3 separate regions of the Homo sapiens genome follow, and regions 1 and 3 are each linked to region 2. The links are chromatin contacts, found by Hi-C in ENCODE. All regions are on one chromosome and are shown on one strand. The core of a region is the stretch at or near the end of the contact, and the rest is flanking DNA. Distances in the headings are between cores, read along the strand shown. Region 1 holds the start of EXOSC9 (exosome component 9). Region 2 holds the start of SNHG8 (small nucleolar RNA host gene 8). Region 3 holds the start of ANXA5 (annexin A5).

Evidence for each region. A loop is a pair of places that touch in the nucleus more often than their neighbours do. Pooled maps may share reads with other maps.
Region 1: a map of naive thymus-derived CD4-positive, alpha-beta T cell shows a loop between it and region 2 (18-fold over the local background). The contact joins the promoter of EXOSC9 here to the promoter of SNHG8 in region 2. A Hi-C loop is called at or near these places in 2 of 168 maps with a recorded cell type or tissue (both naive thymus-derived CD4-positive, alpha-beta T cell), 1 of 37 single-sample maps with no recorded cell type and 10 of 50 pooled maps.
Region 3: a loop to region 2 is called in a pooled map, with 25 times the contacts of the local background. The contact joins the promoter of ANXA5 here to the promoter of SNHG8 in region 2. A Hi-C loop is called at or near these places in 1 of 37 single-sample maps with no recorded cell type and 14 of 50 pooled maps.

The regions. Positions count from the first base shown.
Region 1 is chr4:121,800,050-121,802,749 of GRCh38, reverse strand. EXOSC9 (exosome component 9) reads right to left here and starts at 1,427. Exons shown (of 12, transcript NM_005033.3): 1 at 1,260-1,427; 2 at 829-923; 3 at 1-76. The coding sequence starts at 1,325. RefSeq lists enhancers at 1,357-1,626, 1,435-2,238.
Region 2 is chr4:118,277,343-118,280,042 of GRCh38, reverse strand. It overlaps SNHG8 (small nucleolar RNA host gene 8), which reads right to left and starts at 1,281. Exons shown (of 3, transcript NR_034011.1): 1 at 1,251-1,281; 2 at 612-654; 3 at 220-419. It overlaps SNORA24 (small nucleolar RNA, H/ACA box 24), which reads right to left and starts at 853; the gene lies at 723-853. PRSS12 (serine protease 12) reads left to right here. Exons shown (of 13, transcript NM_003619.4): 13 at 1-5. RefSeq lists a silencer at 1,454-1,503 and an enhancer at 1,574-1,753.
Region 3 is chr4:121,695,680-121,698,379 of GRCh38, reverse strand. It overlaps ANXA5 (annexin A5), which reads left to right and starts at 1,400. Exons shown (of 13, transcript NM_001154.4): 1 at 1,400-1,517; 2 at 1,756-1,799. The coding sequence starts at 1,791. RefSeq lists a silencer at 1,032-1,451.

The DNA.
Region 1 (2,700 bases), core at 178-2,677, 3.5 Mb before region 2:
GTTAAAAAAAAGAATACCTTCTGTTGCCCGATTGAGTTTTGGAGACACAAGTTCACAGGAAACCTGTCCAAGAACTCTGCAAAGATAAAGTTACAAAGTATTAACCAAATAGACTCTCCTTCCAAAACAAAAAACTGAAACAGATAACAAGTTTCAATCTTAATGTGAGTAATATCATACTCAGCCAAATAAATCATAGGAGATAAAAATTATATGTAAAGTATAATATACACAGAAATAAAACATAAATTGGTACAACTAAAAACACGACAGAAAAAACACCTCTCTTCTTATTACAATGTTTACTATTCCACAGATTGTTTTAAAAATCAGTGACCTTTACCTCTAAAGCAAGTATTTATTGATACAAGATGGCATGAAAACCTGAGATTTCTTAAAGGTTTTCACATGGCATAGTTCACCACCATTATGTGACCAAATAGCCTCACAACTTTCAAATGAATATCTGAAAACCTAATTTTCATGTCACTCAGGAAAAAGAAAGCAGGATGTACACTTAATGACAAGATGCTCAAGATCTCTATATTAGTGTGAGAAACAAATTCCATATGATCACTACTAGTTGTCTATACGATTTATAGAAGTCAGAAAAGAACTATGTGATACGTGACAGAAAATACGTTTATGATTAAAAAGTTCAAGTGTGACCACAAAAGCAAAAAATCTCGCATAAAAAAATACTTATTTTTGTCAGCTAAACAAAGAATACTGTCCAGACTTCTTAGCTGCTTTATAAACAACCAAGTCAATAAGGTCTTTTTTCAAACTTCTCCCTTCCGAATGTGTATCTCATTTAAATCCTGTTACCTTGTTTTTCCAAGTTCCACAATGCAGCATCCGTAATCTGTTCCAAATGAGATCCTGATGTTCCTATAATCATAGGTTTGTCTGCCATCCAGCCGCTGTAAGCACAAATTCATTCATTAATTTATTCCTTCAACAAGTATTTCTTAAGCAACTACTTTTTGTCTGGCCCTGGGCTAAGCACTTGGGGGAAAGTGGAATCCTAACCAGCCCGCCCATACAGGAAAGTGGAAACTACAGCATGGACAACTGCTGCGGTGACTGGAGCCTTGAAAAGAACCTGTCGAAAAAAAATAAATAAAGCCTGAGGGATGGGGTGAACGTGCCGGTCGTTCCCCTAGTAGCTCCCCGGGCCCAGGCGGGCCAGGTATCAGTCCACACCTTGAGACCCGAGCGCCCACGCAGCGCGCAATTCTGCGGGCACCAAACCATACCTTCTTCTCTTCGATGGCACGGAGTAGGAAGCGGCGTTCGCAGTTTGAGAGTGGCGTTTCCTTCATGGTGTTGGGTCACCGGCCCCACAGGCACCAGAATCCGCGGGAAAAACGGAACCCGATCTTTCCTTGCGCGCCGCTGCTCGCCCCGAGGCGCAGGAAAATTACGTCATCAAGGCGCGGCGGCGGAAAAATGGGAAATGGCTTGGGCTGCAGCTACTGCGCAGACTCAAAGCGTGATTGGGGAAGGCCAGCGAGCTGCGAGAAGCCATTGCGGCTTTGGGAGGCCGTTTCTGAACGTGAAGTTCCGTTTCTTTTCTCATAAAGTGCAGAGGAGAAAAGGATACTTAAAATAACCATGAGAGTGATAGAAATTATTATCAGTAGACCGCTCGCACACTTCACCCTTTGCTCAGTCCTCTCACGGGGTGGAGACTAGACATGTACTTCTGCAATTTCACAGATGAGTTGACATTGGTCCCTGGAAAGCCGCAGATGCAGGATTTGGAGCAGATTAAATGAACAAACACTGGAATGAGGCGGCATAAGGGTTGGGGGAGAAAGATAAATTGGTGAAATGGGATGTTTTTGTGGCCAAAGGTGAAATCTTGTGGGATCTGAGAAGTTGATGAGAATGGAGAATGTTCGCACGTAGTAACTAACGATGTTACTACTACTGTGGACTGAAAGTAAATGCACCGTTTATTTCTTATCCCCTCTCCAGTTATTTTAAGTCGATAGACTTTTTTTTACGGTCACAGAGAAGCCTTAGCGGGGCCATGCTGCCAACCACTCAGCTTTTTTGGAGAGGCAGTATCAAATAGTAGTTTTAAAAAGTGTTCACTGCCAGGGTTCAAATTTTAAGGCTATCATTAACTACTATAACCCTGGGCAAGTTAACCTGTGTGCTTCACATTACTCACCGGCAAAAAAAAAACAAAAACAAAAACAAAGCAGGGGAAGTGAGAAACCTATTTATTCTGAGGAATAAAAATGAGTTAATATATACATAAAATGTTTAGAACAGTGCCTGGCATGGAATAAGCACTATTTAAGTGTTTGCATATTATTATTTTGTTTCCTTTTGCTTTAGAGGTGGTAGGCACTGTAACTCCTACGCAGTCTTTCTCTGGCTTCTTTGGTAGCTTCTCACAAGTTTTTTCTACCAGTGATACATTTTAGTCTCACTTTGTACCACTTGCAATCCATGTACTCAATAAATACTTGAAGAGGGCCTACTCTGTCCAAGAATAATTTAAGTGCTGGAGAAACAGGGTAGACAAGATCCTTTCAAGGAATTTATATTCTTTTTGGAAAAGGCAAAAAACCCTAAACAAATAGAACAATTTCATACAGTGTTAAGTGCTCTCTGAGAATAGGAATGCTATCTTAATAGGGGTAGTTGCAGGAACAGGTGACTTTGTAGCGGTGACATTAAAGT
Region 2 (2,700 bases), core at 32-2,531:
TTGTATAACTGCCTTAAATTTTTGTATGGTTTAAAAAGAGTCTGCTGTCTCCCTTGGGGGTAGCCTGGTAATTTTTATATTTTACATTTTTCACAAAGGCTGCAATTACCTTAGAACTGTACTCACACTACTTCCACATGAGCGTGTAACACTAAATAGGAGGTATTATGCTATTAACTACCTTTCCGTCTATTAATCACTCAGTCAAGGAACAATGAGTAGCCACATGAATTAAGCATTTTATTTAATTATCACGGACCACCTTAAATATTACTTTACAAAATTCAGGCCTATATTTAAAATAGGTGTCCTGATAACTTCCAGGATATTATTCGGAACACCCGTTTCCCCAACTACGATAAGTCCATTGCCGGATGCTGAATAAACTTCGCCCATTACCACTTGGATTTCTTGATAGTCTGCAAGAGAAAAAAAGCATTATAAAACTCCGAGCTGTGTACTTACCTCACTGTTTTGAGATCTTATCAGCTAATTCAGTTGGTTGTTAACTCAAACTACAAAAGCCAGCAAAACGGGCCAACTTTAGCTTTCCAACGTCCTGCCGCTAAGGCGTTTCAGATTAACTCAGAAATATCAAAAAAGAAATGTACCTTATGTTTCCATCATCCATCGTAATGTGTTCAGCTCAGCTTCCTAGAAACATTGAACAACGGTTTAGAAATTTTGCCCAATAACCCGGCACCCTCTAGGTTTTTAACAGTGAATGTTACTTGTGCAAGTCAGAATCTGATACCAATTAAATGGTGACAGCTTTGCCAATAAACAAGGATATGCTCTTCCATGGCTAGGAAGGGAGACTGCCACGGCTGACAGGTCCCAAAGATACATGGAGATTCACAATCCAGAATTAACCAGCAACCAAACTGCTACAGGTTATTACTCACCATCTGGCTCAAACTGACGGTTCTCGGGGTGCTAGGGCACAAGAGCGACAGAGTAGACTCAAGATGGCCACATGACACAGACGGCTGAACAGGCTTCACCGGAGTCCCCGAGTGCACGGAACCTTTCCCCGAGGGCCCACGGCCCACGCACGCCGGGGTTCAGGGTCCAGGGCTGCACGTGGACGCCCGGCGACCTAATGAGCACTCAAGTCCGCGCATGCTTGTAAACTTAAGGGTTTCCAAAGCCGCCCCCGACCTACCAATATCCTGACTGCGCTGCCTTTTAGGTAAGGCAGTAAGTTTCGGCCCAATTATCATTTTAACTTACGAAAGACAACTACGTACTTTCACCTAATCCCGACGCTTCCCGAATGTGAAAGGCCGAGGCCTTCGGCACACGCTCTCTTATAGAACTGATGACGCTATTCCGGGGGAAGCGCCGCGAGGGGCGGAGCCTATGCTGTTTCACTCCCCGCCCCGCCTAGCCCCGCCGCGGCTCCACCTGTTCCGTCTACCACCCCCTTCGCGGCTCCTTTCCCCCCTCCCCCGCACATGGTCCACGTCTGAGCGGGTCACCTGGCTCCGGATCCAGACGCATGCGCACATACGAGAGCCAAAAGGTTCTCGCATAGCGAAAGATCCTGACGCTTACCGGTGTAGGTCACGAAAGCGAGGGGGATTTTTTTGGTATTTCCTGTTTAGGATACTTATTTTAGACAATATTAGAAAAAGGGGCCGAACGCGGTGGCTCACGTCTGTGATCCCAGCACTTTGGGAGGCCGAGGCGGGCGGATCACTTGAGGTTAGGAGTTGGAGACCAGCCTGGCTAACATGGCGAAACCCCGTTTCTACTAAAAATACAAAAATTAGCCTGGTGTGGTGGTGAACGCCTGTAGTCCCGGCTACTCGGGAGGTTGAGGTGGGAGAATCTCTTGAGCCCGAGAGGCGGAAGTTATGGTGAGCTGAGATCGCTGGTTAGCATTTTACAAATTACCTAATCACTACTCAAAAACAAGAAAAGTCTGAGAAACTATTATGCCAGAGAAAATGATGCATAATGATTAAATGTAATGTGGTATCCTGGCTGGGATCTCCAGCAGAAAAAGGACATTAATGGAAAACTAGCGAATCTGAACAAAGTGTGGAATTTAGGTAATAGTGCCAATACCGATTTCTTTATTGTGACAGATATACCATGGTATTGTAAGATATTAATGGTAGGGGAAATTGGATGAAGGGGGTGTGGGGACTCCATTTTTGCAAATTTTCTGTAAATGTAAAACAAAGTTTAACTTAAAAAAGCAATTATAACCTTACAGTCTATTATACTTTCATTTTAAGACAAAGTAGTGATTTAGTAGTGGTTTCTATCTACTTTAGTGTGAAATTTGTGGCTGAGATGACAGTATTTCTAAGTTTGACTTGAGATCAAACCCAATGAATTTAGCTGCATTCAAACCAAGGCTTTGAGCCTTTGGATATTCAGGAGAGACAATGTGGTAACAAATAAAAGAATTAAAAATTGGTTGGTAAATGAAGATTGGCTTAAGGATTTTATTTTATGTATTTATTTATTTAGAAACATTCTTGCTCTGTTGCCTAGCCTGGAGTGCAGTGGCATGATCTTGGCTCAGTGCAACCTCCACCTCCTAGGCTCAAGCGAGCCTCCTGCTAGGCGTGTGCCACCACTTGGCTACTTTTTTTTTAAGGTTTTTTTTTTTTGAAAGACAAGCCCTCACTATATTGCCCTCAGGCTGATCTCCTGTGCTCCTGGGCTCAAGTAATCCTCTTTCCT
Region 3 (2,700 bases), core at 151-2,650, 3.4 Mb before region 2:
CATCTCTTACCCTTAACCTCCACGTTGAGAAGCACTTTGCCCTTCCCATTCTAGCATATGTCTAGAACACTGCATCTAGTGTCGCAAACTTGTCCTCTTGCCCCCTCTGCCCTGGCACCTTCCCTCCCCACACCAGTAAGTCTGAGAAGGTCCCTGTGTCTTCTACTTTTCCTTTTCCAGCATATGGAGACAAAAGTGATTATATCCCGGATGCTAATCCGCCATGTTGACCTTTAATAACCCCAGTCCCATGAATACCTCCTGATTCCTAGGATTTTTTTTTTAAACTGTCCTTAGCATAAGAACATGTCAACCTTGATGCTATTGCCCACATTGTAGGCTATGAAGCATACGGCATTCTCACCTGTTCCGGAGGGCTGCCTTTAATTGTCTTGCACAGAGCAGTATACTCTTTCCTTACGGTATATAAGGCCAGGGTCTGGGGAGTAACAGTGCAGAAATTTATCTGCTTGCCGCCGCCCAAGGCCACGCTTCTGTCTACCACATCCTCCAATAGCACCCCTATTACCTACAGACTGGATTTGTCTGTCTCGTTCTTTGGTTTCTTGACTCCTTCGCGTTTGGGGGCTGCTTTGCATATAAAGCCCTTTCACAGAACACAGCACCATGCTAGTACAATACGCTGTAGATTCTCCCTCCCTCCCCCTCTCTCTCATATACTCATATATTTTATGTTGAACCAATATGAGGCATTGCTCAAATTTAAGTCATATTAAAGTTCTAGGCTAGTTTTGAAAACAGAAACTGATTGGAAGCAGAGGTTTTCAAATAGCCCACATACGCTACTAGAAGGCTGTACATTTAAGAGAGGGCCATCTAGGAAGCAATAATAGGCATTAAAACAACAACAAAACAACAAAACAAAACAGAAACAAAAACAACTTGGGAAACGGCCCTCCTTTCACGTTTTTTCTATCCCATCGACAAAGGCGCGCTGTCCTTAGCTGCGATGATTTTGTCTCGCCTCCAAAAAGACGCCCACGCACTATGTTGAGCACCCAAGTGAGGCTACGGTTCCTGCGGTCACAGAGGGCAGGGAGGCTCAAGCACCTCCAAAACCCCGAGCCCTGGACAGCTCCCCAGGCCCTTCCCGCGGCGCGAGGACAAGAGGTCTCCGGGGCCCTCGGGGGAGCGGCGCCTCCTCCTGGTTCCAGCAGCTCTGCGGCCGCTCCCCACCCAGGCCCGCGAGACCAGCGGGACAGTCCGCGCCGCGGGAGACCAACTGGGACGAGCCGCGACCCACGCAGGCGCGCTGAGGCCGGGGCAGGGGCGGGCCCGGCTGGCGCGGCCGGCCTGCGGTTGGGGCCCTGGCGGGGGTGGGACGGGCCAAGCCGGGCAGGGCCGGGGTGGGGCCGCTGGCGTTTCCGTTGCTTGGATCAGTCTAGGTGCAGCTGCCGGATCCTTCAGCGTCTGCATCTCGGCGTCGCCCCGCGTACCGTCGCCCGGCTCTCCGCCGCTCTCCCGGGGTTTCGGGGCACTTGGGTCCCACAGTCTGGGTGAGTGGTCGCAGCCCGGGGAGGGGGCTCCTTCTGGAGAGGAGAGCGTGGTCGCGGGGCACTGGATTCGCGCGGACGCTCGGCCGAGAGCTGTCCCGGTAGCTGCGAGAGGGCGGGTCGGCCCCGTGGCGGGGCCCTCCGGGCTGTCTGAGCGCCGCCGGGTCCCCGCGGACCTGCGCTTGGGGAGGGCACGAGTTGCAAATGGCGCGCTAAGCCCGAGGTTTCTTCTCTTTTGCAGTCCTGCTTCACCTTCCCCTGACCTGAGTAGTCGCCATGGCACAGGTAAGGCCGTGCGCCCCCCACTGCGCTGGATTTACCCACAACTTTGTATGCTGCGACGAGGGACTTTTAGGATTTGTCTGAGAGCCAAAAAGTTTAGGAGGAAAGGGAACCTGCTTTGGGGACATCGCTTCCACTTTTCTTGTTCCCCCTTTGCTTCCCTGCCCCCGTTTCTGTGTCCCGGTTCTTCCCGCTGAGCGCCCTCCGGAACCAGCACCGACGCCGCCAAGCTGCCTTCGCGCGCAACAGCTGGTGACGTGGCCGGATTTGTGTGCGCTCCCTTTTCATGAGTGAATGTGTAAAAGTGGGCCTTCCCCAAAATCCAGAGAGTAGCTCAAATTAGAACCGGAGCAAGAACAGCTCATCGTGGTCATGTGAGGCGAACGCATTCCCCCCCCACCCCGCCCCCCGACTTCCTTTATTTTTTTTCCGCAAAGTTTTCTGTATTTTAATACTGTGATTGAGCATTGGCTTTTTCCAGTTGCTCAGCCCAGTTTTACTAAAACTGTAGGACGTAGGCTCTGATTTTTTTTTTAATCCAAAAGATTAAACACAAGCGCTGTTTTTCTTAAGCAATGAACTCGTGGAACGAGTTCTCAATTGAATTTGCCTTGGGACTGTTTCAGAAATTGATAATCTACTACAGGCTTTCTTTACTGTTTTTTTTTTTTCCTTTTTTTTTGAGACGGAGTCTCACTCTGTCGCCCAGGCTGGAGTCCAGTGACGTAGTGATCTCGCTCACTACAACCTCTGCCTCCCGGGTTCAAGCAATTCTCGTGTCTCAGCTTTCCAAGTAGCTGGGATTACAGGCGCCCCACCATGCCCAGCTAATTTTGTATTTTTAGTAGAGGCGGGGTTTCACCATGTTGGCCAGGCTGGTCTCAAACTCCTTGCCTCAAGTGAT